Regions from separate parts of the Homo sapiens genome. Here region 2 is linked to region 1. A link is a contact called in ENCODE Hi-C or POLR2A ChIA-PET data. All regions are on one chromosome and are shown on one strand. Each heading gives the region's core, a stretch centred on a gene start or an enhancer-like site at or near the end of the contact. The rest is flanking DNA. Distances are from core to core; before and after follow the strand shown. Region 1 overlaps HPS4 (HPS4 biogenesis of lysosomal organelles complex 3 subunit 2). Region 2 overlaps TPST2 (tyrosylprotein sulfotransferase 2).

What was found. Hi-C counts contacts between places; a loop is a spot of excess contacts on that map. ChIA-PET counts read pairs that join two places held with the same protein, here RNA polymerase II (POLR2A).
Region 2: a loop to region 1 is called in a map of breast epithelium, with 6 times the contacts of the local background. The contact joins two enhancer-like sites. A Hi-C loop is called at or near these places in 1 of 168 maps with a recorded cell type or tissue (breast epithelium). POLR2A ChIA-PET finds 5 or more read pairs at or near these places in 3 of 52 experiments (H1, HEK293 and activated T-cell).

The regions. Positions count from the first base shown.
Region 1 is chr22:26,458,412-26,465,455 of GRCh38, reverse strand. It overlaps HPS4 (HPS4 biogenesis of lysosomal organelles complex 3 subunit 2), which reads left to right. Exons shown (of 14, transcript NM_022081.6): 10 at 1; 11 at 630-1,539; 12 at 6,879-7,011. Among named protein-coding and RNA genes, the nearest start is that of HPS4, 22 kb to the left of the region's middle. Within about 2 kb of position 2,120, at least 2 of the 41 ENCODE cell types and tissues checked have a DNase peak (open chromatin) inside an H3K27ac peak, as active enhancers do.
Region 2 is chr22:26,542,579-26,549,622 of GRCh38, reverse strand. TPST2 (tyrosylprotein sulfotransferase 2) reads left to right here. Exons shown (of 7, transcript NM_003595.5): 2 at 4,948-5,019. Among named protein-coding and RNA genes, the nearest start is that of MIR548J, 9.2 kb to the left of the region's middle. Within about 2 kb of position 3,187, at least 8 of the 41 ENCODE cell types and tissues checked have a DNase peak (open chromatin) inside an H3K27ac peak, as active enhancers do.

The DNA of each region.
Region 1 (7,044 bases), core at 871-3,370:
GGTAATGGAGTGCACAGAGAGTTAACCTTGCACCACACCTGAGGGACCCCATCGCGTGATTGGTTAAAAAACAAACCTCTGATACATCCCATCGTTCCTTAATTCCATCTTCCCCATGCCCTGTCTTGTAAAGGAGCATCTGAATCTTGAGTTTGTTAAGAAACAGAGTGGCATAGAGAGATGACATTGGCTTTCATATCCCAGCTCTCTTACTTATACCAGCTATGGGACCTTGGGCAAGTCCATTCCCTGCCTGAGCCTCAGTTTTTTCATCTGAAAAGTAGACAAAATAGTATCCCTTTCATGAGTTCATTGTGACACTTGAAAATAGTATAGGTACAGCACCTAGTATAGGGCCTGATGCGTAGGAGACCTTCCAGATGTGGGTCAGTCTTATTCAGTGGGCTCTGCCATTTTCAGTAGGTGAGTCTGGTGTCACTACGTAAAGCCCCAAGGGCCAGATGTTGGTGTATTTTTACTCTTGTGATTTAACTCTGGTGGCCTCTTAGGCTCTGTGGCCTCAGGCACCCCCTTGTCCTTGATGCCTGTGCTTTAGTCTTCACTGTGGAAGGGCACTTGCCCTGCAGTCTGTCAACGTGCCCCTTCCTTACATCTCTCTTGTTTGCCAGGTCTCTAGCATCTCCAGCAGGACTCCAGGATGGTTCAGCCCAGCACCATCCAAAGGGTGGGAGCACATCTGCCCTGAAAGAAAACGCCACTGGCCATGTGGAATCCATGGCCTGGACCACCCCAGATCCCACATCCCCTGACGAAGCTTGTCCAGATGGCAGGAAGGAGAACGGATGCTTGTCTGGCCATGATCTGGAGAGCATCAGGCCCGCAGGACTGCACAACTCTGCCAGGGGTGAGGTTCTTGGCCTCAGCTCCTCCCTGGGGAAGGAACTAGTCTTTCTCCAAGAAGAACTCGACTTGTCTGAAATCCACATTCCAGAGGCTCAGGAAGTGGAAATGGCCTCAGGTCATTTTGCCTTCCTACATGTGCCTGTTCCAGATGGCAGGGCTCCTTACTGCAAGGCATCTCTCAGCGCCTCCAGCAGCCTGGAACCCACGCCTCCTGAGGACACAGCCATCAGCAGCTTGCGCCCTCCCTCTGCTCCTGAGATGCTGACCCAGCATGGAGCCCAAGAGCAGCTCGAAGACCATCCTGGCCATAGCAGCCAAGCCCCCATTCCCAGAGCAGACCCTCTCCCCAGAAGGACCCGCAGGCCCTTGTTATTGCCTCGCTTAGATCCAGGACAGAGAGGAAACAAGCTTCCCACGGGGGAACAAGGCCTGGATGAGGATGTTGATGGGGTCTGTGAAAGCCACGCAGCCCCTGGTCTGGAATGCAGTTCAGGCTCAGCAAACTGTCAGGGTGCTGGCCCCTCTGCAGATGGAATCAGCTCCAGGCTGACACCAGCAGAGTCCTGCATGGGGCTCGTGAGGATGAATCTCTACACTCACTGCGTCAAAGGGCTGGTGCTGTCCCTGCTGGCTGAGGAGCCGCTGCTGGGAGACAGCGCAGCCATAGAGGAAGTGGTGAGTGTCCTCAGACCTTCTCCTGCCCCTCTGCGGCCTCTGCCGATCTCCTGTGCTTCCCTCACAGCACTGTGCCAACACCCAGGGAAGAGATAAAGGCTCAGCCCTCAGTTGTGTGACCCTGGGCAAGACGTTCTTGTTTAGACGATGGAGGTATTACCTGCCTCTGTGGGTTTTTGTGGGGGGTAAGAGTGAGTCAAGCGCATAGCACTGGTGGTGCATTGGCATCCAACAAGTGTTGGTTCTCTTCTTCCGCTGTTTCTAGTTTTGCAGAGCGCAGGCCTTGGAGAAAGGGAAGGCCTGAGATGGAATCCTGGCCCTTGTCCTCTAGCTGTGTGAACTTGCCCACAGACCTTTGTCCCCTTGAGCCTTGGCTAACTCCTCAGTCACGTAGGGATGGTGGTAGACCTTCCTGTTCCAGATGCAGTGAGATAATGCAGGCAGAGACTGCACACGTACGTGCATGTGTTGTGCCGCCCCTGCTCATGGCCTCATTTCCTAGCCTGGACAGCTCTAGGTTCTGTGTCAGCTGGAAACTCCTCCGCAGTGTGTCACAGCCTGGGTTGGGAGTTCCCTAGAAACCCAGTGTTTCCCTCCATAGCCCCAGCATCGTACCTGATCTGAAGCTCCTTCCTAGAAGGCTGGGATGTCTGAAATCCTGCCTGGCTCTGGAGGGCTCTTAAACTATTGCAGCCCCTTCCCCGCTTAGAGGCTTAGAGTGGTAAACTGACCTTCCCTGGGGCCCACGCTGGAGATTCGTTGCTATAGTAACAGCCTTGCTTTAGTAGGCAGGGAAAGTGGTAGCAGTAAGAACAGCAGGTTGAAATTGCTGCAGGGCAAATGGTGTCTTGGGGCTTTCCTTGTTTTTATTCTTAAATGTGTATTATTCTAAGCTGATCTTACTATCATGCAGGGCTTGTGACCCTCCATAAATGAGCTAGTCACCTTGAAATACAGAAGAAGAGATAAGACTGCACAGCAGCTTCCTTGCACAGAGCTCCTAGCAAGAGAATGCTCTCTGGAGCTGTCAGGCTTCTCTGTGCCCTTTCCACAGACGCTGGATCACTGAGTTATGGCTCATTTGCTTCCTGTATCCCCATTCACCATAGCTAGGAGTGACTATCCATCTCCTTCTTATAGCAGTGCGGGGAGTTGTGGCTGCAGTGTTAAATGCCTCATCTCCCTGCCAATGCCTTGGTTTTCATGGTCTGTTCTGCACAGTGTCGAGCCTTGGAAGTGTCATTTTGAAGGGCCCAGTGTTTGAATGCAATAAAGTGGATATAATACCTCTCTTTTTACCTTCCCCCACAAAAAGGAAAAAATAGCCCAGGCTGCTCTTTGAGATGTATTCTGCACCAACTATATGTGAAATACTTCGCATCTCTCGTTTTAGCCAAGCCTTAGAACAGTTCTGGGAAGGAGGCATTGTAACTCCCATTTTACCAGTAAGAAAACAGCCTCATTGAGATGAAAAGACTTCCTGCAAGTGGCAGGTCCAGAATTCTTGCTTGTTTCTGGTTCCCCACCCCAGCCTCTCTGTCCCCCCACTGCCCTGCCCTTGCAGTGATAGCTGGGAAGCTGAAGAAAGGGGGTCAGTGTCCTGCCTTCTGTGGCTCGTGCTCTATGGCCATATCCCCTGGTTTGTCAAGGTCTATCCATGCTGTTACGACATCAGCCTCCATGGGCTTCTGTGGAAAGCAGGGTTTGATGCTGGCTAGGCCCCGGGAAATAGACTGCAGTTTTATGGAAGAGAAAAAGCTAATCTTTTCTTCTTTTTTTTTTTTTTTTTTGAGATGGAGTTCCGCTCTTGTTGCCCAGGCTGGAGTACAATGGTGTGATCTGAGCTCACTGCAACCTCCGCCTCCCCGGTTCAAGCGGTTCTCCTACCTCAACCTCCTGAGTAGCTGGGATTACAGGCATGTGCCACCAGGCCCGGCTAATTTTGTATTTTTAGTAGAGACGGGGTTTCTCCATGTTGGTCAGGCTGGTCTCGAACTCCTGACCTCAGGTAATCTGCCCGCCTCGGCCTCCCAAAGTGCTGGGATTACAGGCATGATTGCACCCATCCCTGAAAAGCTAATCTTTTCTAGTATGGAGTGACTAACTTTGATCAGCCCACTGGTTTGAGAGTGGGTTTGTTAATCAGACCCAAAGGATTTCTGTTTTATAATCAGGAAGAGGTGTTTGATTGCCTTTTTGTCCCAGACTAGCCTTGAAAATACTTTATCTGATTTCCCTGCAGCCCCTCTGCTACTGTCTAGAAAAACCAAATACCCCCAGTTACGGTGAGCACACCCCTTTTGCAAGGGCTCCTTAATGATGTTACATACTGCCAAGCTGCCCTTGTGTCATTTGGCTGTCTTGTCTTTGGGTGGATCAGCTTCCACAGGGAGTAGGGGTAGGGTGAGGGGCAGCAGGGGTTGGGATTGGTGAAAGGAGCCCTGGGTGGAGCAGCCAGGAGGGTTGGGATTGGGGCTGGAATTCCCTCAGAGGGAGTGGAATAGGCTCACACCAGGGGGCAGCATAGAGCCGCTGATAGTCCATTACTCAGACCCCAAGATAATCTCCTTGACCTTCAAACACAGTGATCAGATTAATTATTTATCACTACAATAGGACATGGAGCTTCTGTGTACAGTACATGAGGCTTGAAGTTAGTGTGAGAGTGTTGCCATAAAACATTTTATGAAAAAACACCTTCCCCCAACTGGGAAACCGGTATCTCTAAGTGAATGTGTGTTCCATGCATTGCTCCTGCTGCACGCTGTGTCACACACTGACATTTGTGCCACTTGCTTTCGTGTGCACTAGAAGTCAGAGGACCCGGGAATTAGCCTCAGCTCTGTGTTGCCTAGGGCTGTTGTGAGGATCACATTATGTAGCAGTATATATCGGTGGCTGGCAAACATTTTATGTAAAGGACCAGAAAGCAAATATTTTCAGCTTTGCACAGCTTTTCAGCTCTGCTGTTGCAGTACAAAAACAGCCATAGACAGTATATAAATGGTATGACTGTATTCCAGTAATTATTTATGGACATGGAATTGGAACTTCATATAATTTGCACATGTTACAATATTATTCTTTTGACTTTTTTCCCCAACCAAGTAAAAAAATATAAAAACCATTCTTAGGTCTCAGACTGTACAAAGATAGGCAACAGGCTGGATTTAGTTTATAGGCTAGAGTTTGCTGACCCCTGGTATGTATGAAAGCACTTGGTTATCAGTAAAAATTATCCACATGTCATCTGACATAGCATCTTGTGATTAACTGTGTTTTTATGGTTAAGTGATCCTATCTTGAGTGCAAGTTAGGCAGAAGATTTTGGAAGCAAAGCTCCGTGCCTGTGGGGAAACAGTTTTTGGCATGGCTCACTCTCTGTTCTTATTGTTTCTTCCTCTGGACACCAGCTCAGCATGGAAGGGATGACTGTTAGCACGTTCTTGAGGTCCAAAAACTTTCAGTGAGGCTGTGGTTTGACTTCATCAGGTGAATGCTTATGTGTGCCCGTGTGCGTGTCGGCACATGCACACACACACATCTGTTCAAATAAGAGGCTCAGTGTTAAACGCAGTGTTGGTCAGGCTCTCTCAGTGATCTGAACATGAGATATTATGATTGTCTTTCCTGAGCACATATCTTTTTACATAGCTCTGCAACCTTGGTTTAAACCAAATAGCTCATAAATTGGCAGTGCTTGGCATTGGATGTGTTCATTTATTCATTCATTTAGTGGATTCATTTATTGAGCACCTACTAGGAGTCAGACACTCTACTAAGCATTGAGGATACAAAACTGAGCGCATAGAAAATAACTTTGTATGTCACACCTATTGACTTGAAATATCATTTCTGAGACTTTCATACAGGAAAACTGATTTAACACCAATATACTCCCAAAATAACATGTAAGCTTCATGACATTTACTTCAGAAGCATTCTGTTTGCATCTCTGTACTTTTTATATGCACTTATTTTTCTTACATAGCTGTTGAAAAATAGTCCACAAATTATCTGTGATCTCTAAAGAGACACCATTTCTTTTATATGATTATTTTCATTTCCTTGACTTTATAAAAAGACTCTGCCTCAGGATAGCACTTTAGAGTTTACAAAGGACTTTTGGATGTGTCATTTCATTTAAGTCACTCAATAGTCCCGTACTGTTCCCATTTTGCAGTTGACTAGAAAAATGAGGCACAGAAAACTTGGTAACTTGCTCCTGGTCATTTGACTAAAAAGAGGCTGAACTTGGGATGTTTTTTACCTGGGAACTGCAAATGTTTGGGGACAGTGACCTTCTTTCTTGTGGCTGAAGCAGGCCCAGGAAACCCCATTTCAGACCAAGCCTATTATGACAGGCCTGGCCTACTGAGTCAAGCCCTCAGTGGAGCTTGAGGAACACTGCACAGCCATTAAAGAATTATATGATAGAATATTTAAAGACGAGAAAAGCAGTTCATGCTGTGTTGTTAGGTTAAAAAACTATCAGTCATTATTTATGATTTGATCTCATTTTTATTTTACAGAAAAAGAGTTACACAAAACAGTTTAGTCCAGTCTTTTCAATTGTACTTAAACTTTATCTCCTTGGAGGTTTGTAAAAATACAGGTACTTGAACCCATCTCCTTGACAGTCGTCCTCAACTGTATTCCTCTTCTGAACCATCAAGTGCAGAAAGCTGTTTGACTGACACTCAGTCCTTCCAAGAAAGCCAGGACCGTGCTAGGTGTAGCAGAGAGAAGTTACCGTGTTACATCCAGTGAGGGACTTCTGTACCCAGGGCCAGTGAGAAACAATGCGGGATGGTCCCAGGCTGTTTGTATTGTGAAATCATGCAGCCTGGGTAGGAAAGCCATGGTTAAAATAAGATACACCACAGTGGTGACAGTGGCTATTACTGGATGGTGAAATGATGGGTTGTTTTCTTGTTATTTTTTTGCTCATCTCTTTTCTAAATCTCCTACAATATAATCATTATTTTTAAAAACATTAGAACATAAGGGTGAAAGAAAAATGTTGGTGAGAGTCCATTTTGCTGGATCAAGTAGGCAGTAAGATACTCCATGAATGATTTTTTTTTTTTTTTTTCGAGACAGAGTCTCACTCTATCACCCAGGCTGGAGTGTGGTGGTGCGGTCTCGGCTCACTGCAGCCTTAAACTCCTGGCTTAAGTGATCCTCCTGCCTCGGTCTCACAAAGCACTGGGATTACAGGTGTGAGCCACCGTGCCTGGCTGGAGGATTTTTTTTTTAACTAAGTCTGTGGTTAACTAGCCCTCAGAAGGCTTGCTGAGGTCAGCCCTACAAGCCCATGACCCTCTCCCCCTTTGCAGTACCACAGCAGCCTGGCTTCACTGAATGGGCTGGAAGTCCACCTGAAAGAGACGCTGCCCAGGGATGAGGCAGCCTCCACGAGCAGCACCTACAACTTCACACATTACGACCGCATTCAGAGCTTGCTGATGGGTAAGAACCAGCCAAGGGGCCTGGGGCGACGGG
Region 2 (7,044 bases), core at 1,938-4,437, 83 kb before region 1:
TGCAGTGGCATGATCTCGGCTCACTGCAACCTCTGCCTCCCAGGTTCAAGCGATTCCTCTGCCTCAGCCTCCTGAGTAGCTGGGATTACAGCCACGCGCCACCATGCCTGGCTAATTTTTTGTATTTTAGTACGGAGGAGATTTCACTGTGTTGGCCAGGATGGTCTCGATCTCCTAACCTCGTGATCTGTCCACCTTGGCCTCACAAAGTGCCGGGATTACAGGCGTGAGCCCCTGTGCCTGGCTGCTGCCCCTGTTTTATGAGCCGCATGACACCACGCTAGGGTTGGCACCTTGGAGGCAGAACCGCATTTGGAAACTGGCCTTTCCTCTTACTTGTTGTTTGGCTTCTGCTAATCACTCCATCTCTTGGAGCTTCAATTTCTTCACTTCTCAGATGGGGATAAAAATCTCCACCATACAAGGATTTGCTGAAAACAAGAGCCAGCAGGCAGGTAGCACTTGCTCTGGGCCAGGTGCTGTTCCGACATGCCCTAATTTATTTATACCTCCCAGCACTCCTGCAAGACTAGTTTCTCATTTGCGCTAGGCACATTTCAAAGTGCCCTTCTAGGAGGTGTTACAGGCTGCGTATCCCTTTATCTGAAATTCTTGGGACTAGAAAGGTTTTGGATTTCAGATTTTTTTTTCTTTTGAGGCAGGGGCTCCCTCTGACACCGAGGCTGGAGTGCAGTGGCATGATCATGGCTCACTTTAGCCTTGACCTCTGGGGTTCAAGTGATCCTCCTGCCTCAGCATCCCAATTAGCTGGGACTACAGGCAAGCACCACCACACCTGGCTAATTAAAAAAAAATTTTTTTTTGTAGTGATGGGGTCTCACTTTGTTGCCCAGGCTGGTCTCAAACTCCTGGGCTCAAGCGAGCCTCCTGCCTCAGCCCTCAAAGTGCTGGGATTACAGGCATGAGCTACCACACCTAGCTTGAATTTTTTCCGAGTTTGGAATATTTGCATCATACTAATCAGTTCAGCATCCATACTCCAAAATGTCTGATGAGCTTGCTTGCTTGCTTCCTTCCTTCCTTTTTCTTTCTCTTTCTTCTCTCTTTCTCTTTTTTCTTTCTCCTTCCTTGCTTTTCTTCTTTTTCTTCCTTTTTTCCTTCCTTCCTTTCTTCTTTCTTTCTTTTTCCTTTTCTTTCTCCTTTCCTTACCTTTCCCCTTTCCTTTCCCATGCCCTACCTGGTTTCATACTCACATCAGCCCAATCAGGCGGGTGGTGCCATGTCCTCCCCCTTCCCCTCCCCCGCCTCCTTTCCCCCTCCCTCTCCCCTCCCCTTCCCTTTCCTTTCAAGATGGGGTCTCGCTGTATTAACAGCCCAGGCTGGTCTTGAACTCCCAAGCTTAAGTGATTCTCCCACCTCGGCTTCCCAAAGTGCTGGGATTACAGGTGTAAACCACCATGCCCCACATCCGATGAGCGTTTTCTGTGAGCATCATGTTGGCACTCAACAAGTTTTGGATTTTGGAGCATTTCAGATTTTGAAATTTTGGATTAGGGCTACTTGACCTGTATTATCATCCCCATTTTACAGACGAGAAAACCAAGTCTCAGAGAGGCTAAGTGACTTGCCAAGGTCCTTCAGCCAGTAGCTGGTGCAGCAGAATGTTGAACCCAAGCAGTCTGGGCCCATAACATGTATGGCATACAATTCAAAAATTACTAGTCACTTTATTATTTTATCATATGGAAAGACAATAAGATGACACCATCAAGTTATGTTTTTAGGAGAAAAATATCACCTACCACCCGAGTACCACCCCTGGTAGCAATGTTTTTTGTTTCTTTGTTTTGAGGCAGTCTCATTCTGTCATCCAAGCTGGAGTACAGTGGCTCGATCATAGTTCACTGCAGCCTTGATCTCCTGGGCTCAAGCAATCCCCCAACCTCGGCCTCCCGAGTAGCTGGGACTACAGGCGTGCACCACCCCCTGCTTGGTTAACTGGTAGCAGTTGAGTCATATTTCCTTCTTGTCTTTTTTCTTAAGTGTGGTTTCTATTTGTTGGCGATTTTGCTGTGTGGTAGAGTCGTGCTCACCCTGCACCCACGTGGGCCTTTCTTAGCTTAAAATGGAGAACATGCCACCACCTGCCTGACTGGGCTGATGTGAGTATGAAACCAGGTAGGGCATGGAAAGCCCTTGCTTTGGTGTTAAATACACAGGGGTGCTGTGTATTTAATATATTCCTCCTACAAGAAAAGGAGGGGCTGGGTGAAGTGGCCCACACCTGAAATCCCAGCACTTTGGGAGGCACAGGCAAGAGTATTGCTTGAGTCCAGGAGTTTGAGACCAGCCTGGGCAACATAGCGGGACTCCATCTCTACACAAAAATACAAATATTAGCCAGGCATGGTGGCATGCACCTGTAGTCCTGGATACCTGGGAGGCTGAGATGGGAGGATCTGGGAGGATCGCTTGAGCTCGAGGAAGTCAAGGCTGCAGTGAACGAAGATCATGCCACTGCACTCCAGCCTGGGCTGGACAGAGTGAGACCCCATCTCAACAAAAAAAGAAAAAAAGGAGAGCTCTTTGACTCCTACCTCTCCCTCTCATTTGCCCTCTAATCAGCACTGCCCAGCAGAACACTCTGCAGTGATGGGAATGTTCTAGTGCAGAGGTCAGCAAATTTCTATAAATGTCCAGATAGTAAATGTTTCCAATTTTGTGGTGTTCATGTGGTTTCTATTGCCATTGCTCCTCCTCCTCTCTCTCCTCTTCCTCTTCCCTTCACCCTCTTCCCTTGATAAAATTTACAAATCATTCTTAGTTCAAGAGTGATTTGAAAACAGGCCCTGGGTTGGATTGGGCCATCATTGGCCTACCCCATCCTAAATGTGCACTGTCCAGTACAGTAGCCACTGGTCACATGTGGCTTCTGGGCACTTGCAGTGTGGCTAGTGCAAATGAGAAGCTGGATTCTTAATTGTATTTAATGTTGCATAAGGTGAGTTCAAATAGTTACATGTGGCTGGTAGCTGCATGTTGGATGCACAGCTCCAAATGACTGACAGCCCTGACAGCCCTGTTCCATTGCTCTGAAAGGGCCTGTGTTCCCTGGAGGGGGATGGCTGGGCTCGTGGGCCATGGGAGCTGCCTGGCTGGCAGGCCTCTTGGGCTCGCTGGCATTTCAAGAGCTGTCTGAGGGCAGCTGGGCGAGCCATCCTGCCTCTGGAAGAGCTTCAAGTGCCTGGTTCCTAATTGGTTTTGTTTATTCCAAGAGAGCAGGCCTCACATCATTGACCGCCCATGTCCCAGGAGTGCCGGGGCTTGAGTATCTATAGTTTGGGGGTGGCCTGCTGTGGGGGGGTCTAGTTGCTGTGGTTACACCTTGGTTCCCTTTTCCATCTGGGTTTAGATGTCCTAATTGGCCTGATATTTCAGGAATAGGAAAATGGTATGGAGAAAAGGAGTGAGTGAATAGGAAGGAATGGAGGACCAAGAAATGCAGTCAACACCCTGCAGCCGGTTTATTGCCATCATGGCACAAATAATAAAAGCTGAGTTTTTTTTTTCTTTTTTTTTTTTTTTGAGACGTGGTCTTGCTCTGTTGCCCAGACTGTAGTGCAGTGATGCAATCACAGCTCGCTGCAGCCTCGACCTCCTGGGCTTCAGCAATCCTCCCATCTAAGCCTCCCAAGTAGCCGGGACTATAGGCAGGTACCATCACCTGGATAACTTTTTATTTTTTGTAGAGACTGGGTCTCCCCATATTGCCCAGGCTGGTCTCTAACTCCTGGGCTCAAGTGATCCTCCTGCCTCTGCCTCCCAAAGTGCTGGGATCACAGGCGTGAGCCACCACCCCAGGCCTGGCTGAGATTTAAAAAGCTGACATTTTAAAGTGTTGTTACCCTGGTTAAAATCTCCTGTTTACAGAATAGGAAAAGTCTGAGAGGAGTGATATGTATACTCAAGGAGTTGGCCAACTCCAGAGCTGCATTCCAAACTACCCACCTCCTGAAACAGGACTGACAGGTGGGAGGTTTAGCTTCAGACTCAGTATGTGAGTCTGTAAAATGATTTTTCCTTGTGGGCCTCAGTTGTCCCATCTGTAAAATGGGGGAAGGTTTGAATTGGACTAAAAATCTTCCCTACCCTAAATGGTAAGGACACAGCACTGGGAGATATATACTCCCTGCCCTAAAGCTATAAGGATCCCCTTGATTCCACTTTGGCCTGGTTCTGGCTACATGCCAGGACTCATCGTGGACACAGCCTCGTTCCTGTAACCATGGGAGATTAAGTGTTAGGAAGGTCTTACAGATCTGGATGGTGAAACTCTTTCCATCCATTCCTTGGGTAAGTTGCTCTTCCTCTTGGTGTCATGCTTTCTCATCTGTAAAATTGGGATCATCACACTTTCCTTTTATTGGGGTTTAAATGACACAGGTATTTGCGTGGTCAGCATTTGGTCAGTGTTAGGTGGTGACAGTAGGATGTTGTGTTCAATTCCAGGAAGCAGCATATTCCTTGTAGGCTGGGCCTGTGGTACCATTTGGAATTGTGCAGTCCACAACCTGATCAACCATACCCAGCCATCTCAGGTGGCAATAGTGGTGTGTAGTGGTGGTTGTTGTTGCTTATTGTTATATTTACTTTTCCTGGAGTCCAAGGTCCCTAGGCCAAGAGGAGGGGAGAGGCCTGGTTGGCATAAACCAGGGGCTCCCTAAGGCAGCGGCGCCTTAGCTCAGACTTCAGCTCACACCTCTCTGCCTAAGAAGTGAGCCAGTTCATTCCCTGTAGGAGTAGATAAGTTGAGACTCCAGCTGTGGTATCTTGAGCTGAAGCAGCCTCCCCTGCATTCCAGAGTCCTTCTCCCAAATGTCACTGTCCAGTGCTCTTGGGAGCCTAAACCCTCACTCTGCCTCTTTGAAGGCTTGGCCCCTCTCCACAGTGCCCATCCCTGATGCAATATCTCCTTTGCCTCTCCAGGGCTCTGCCAGCAGACAGCCTTGGCACACAGGCACAAGGGCTGGAGCCCAGAGATGAGAGTGCCCAAGGGAGGTAAGTGCACCTAGAAGGAACTTCCCCTGGAGTCCTGGCCCCTCCTGAGACCGCCCTCCAAAAGTCCCCTCCATGCCCCCAGCCTCCATGATTGGGTGCCTGGGCAAACTCCCCTGGCTGGTTTTCACCTTTCTGTTCAGCCAGCAGGTTGGAAATCTGGTACTAGAAAAAGCTGCATCCCAGCAAGCATCATAGAGAGATGAGCATCTTCCTTGTCTATTAGGAAGACGATTCTCCAGGTGATAGGAGAGAGAAGGCTGAGTCCCAAAGTGGGCGGGGGACTTGCCCAGTGTCACGGAGCAGATTCAAGCCAGAACCCAAACGCTGTTGTGTCCCGTTCTCCTAATGTTAGTGTTTTAGGTATGCTTTCTCAGTACCCCACAGGAGTTCCTTGGCCTTCTGAATAGCTTCCTTGAGAAAAGGGTATTATTATTCCTTTTTTGGAGAAGAAAGTAGAAGCTCAGAGAAGTGATACCTTTTGTCCAGATCACCAGCTGGCAAGTGGCAGCAGAAGTGAGATTTGAACCTTGGAGTGTAGTACTCCAAGTTAGAAGCCCTCACCTATCATCCTCACTGCGAGGATGCCAGGATACCTCCCTTGCCAGGGTCCAGCAGGGTGATGAGGGTGTTGGGCAGGCCTAGTTCCCTGGGCTGGGCCCTCTAGCTCCTTCCACAGTGGGGTCCCTAGCTCTGGGTAACCAGGAAGCTACTTTCTGCTTTGTGGGTTCCAGGCTGCTTTCTGTGTCCCAAGTCACCCTGCTTTTTCTTCTTAAGCCATCGTGCAGGTCATTGCTGTCTTCTGCTCACTTCTGACTTGCCTGCTTTGAGCTGTTTTCTTCAGCCTTGGCCTGGTCTGATCCAGGATTCCTGCCCTGGCCATGCAACCTTGGGCAAGCTGCTTCATCTCTTTGAGCTTAGATACTGCAGGGAAAATGCTTTAGCAGAGTTTATGCTCCATAATTTCGAACACCTTTGCTGAACATAAAATGCTGAAGCTGGCCGGGTGCGGTGGCTCACACCTGTAATCCCAGCACTTTGGGAGGCTGAGGCGGGCAGATCACCTTAGGTCAGGAGTTCGAGACCAGCCTGGCTAACATGGTGAAACCCCATCTCTACTAAAAACACACAAAAAAATCAGCCAAGGTGGGGATGCTGTCACTGAAATCCTAATAACTGACAGGATTCTGGTCACAGGTCTCAGGGGAGAATTTCACTGAGCACCTGATGAAGACAAAGGGTCGTTGCAGGGATTTCGGAATGGCTTCATGTCCTGTTCAGCCTGCCTCCCCGCAGGAAGTAGCTCTGAATTAGCTTTCTCCATCACAGACCCTGAATCGAGGGTACAAATGAAGCCCCAACCTCTTCAGCAGAACTTCATCAGCACGTTTTTCTGAAGAGAGGGAAATTATCCAATGCACAGAGAGGCCGGTGACCCCAGCCTGAGATCCATCTCTGGTTTGTCAGCTGCTTCTCATATTTTCACAGCAGCCTCTGAGGTCAGTGGATCCACCCTGATTTTGCAGCTGAAGAGACTGTGGCTAAGATGAGGGAAGTGACTCTCCCAAGCCACATGGCCAGGAAGTCCTAGCCTCTTAGCAGTTTCCACCCCAGGCCTGAGACTGTGTTCCCTCCGCTTTGATGTTTATTTTCCACTTGCTATAGCCTAAGAAGGCCCAGGCAGCCCAAGCCCTTGCAGGTGGATAGGCCCAGCTGCAGACTGGGCCCTTGGGTGGTTTTGGGTGGAACCTCACATCCAAAGAGGCATGCTGTCTTCCCACTGGCTTCCACCAAACCCTCCGTTCACTAAGTCACTTGCAGTTCCCCAGTCGTGCTGCATCCTTTCCTGCCTGTGGCTCTGCGCTGGCTATTCCCTTTGCTGGTAACATCCTTGTTTCCCTTCTCCACCTGCCTGTTTCCTACCCACCACTGAAAATTCTGCATGAAGGCTACCTCCTGCAGGAGGCCTTCCCTCACCTACGCAGGTAGAACCCATCAATCTCTCTCAGGCACAGGTCCATGGTAAGA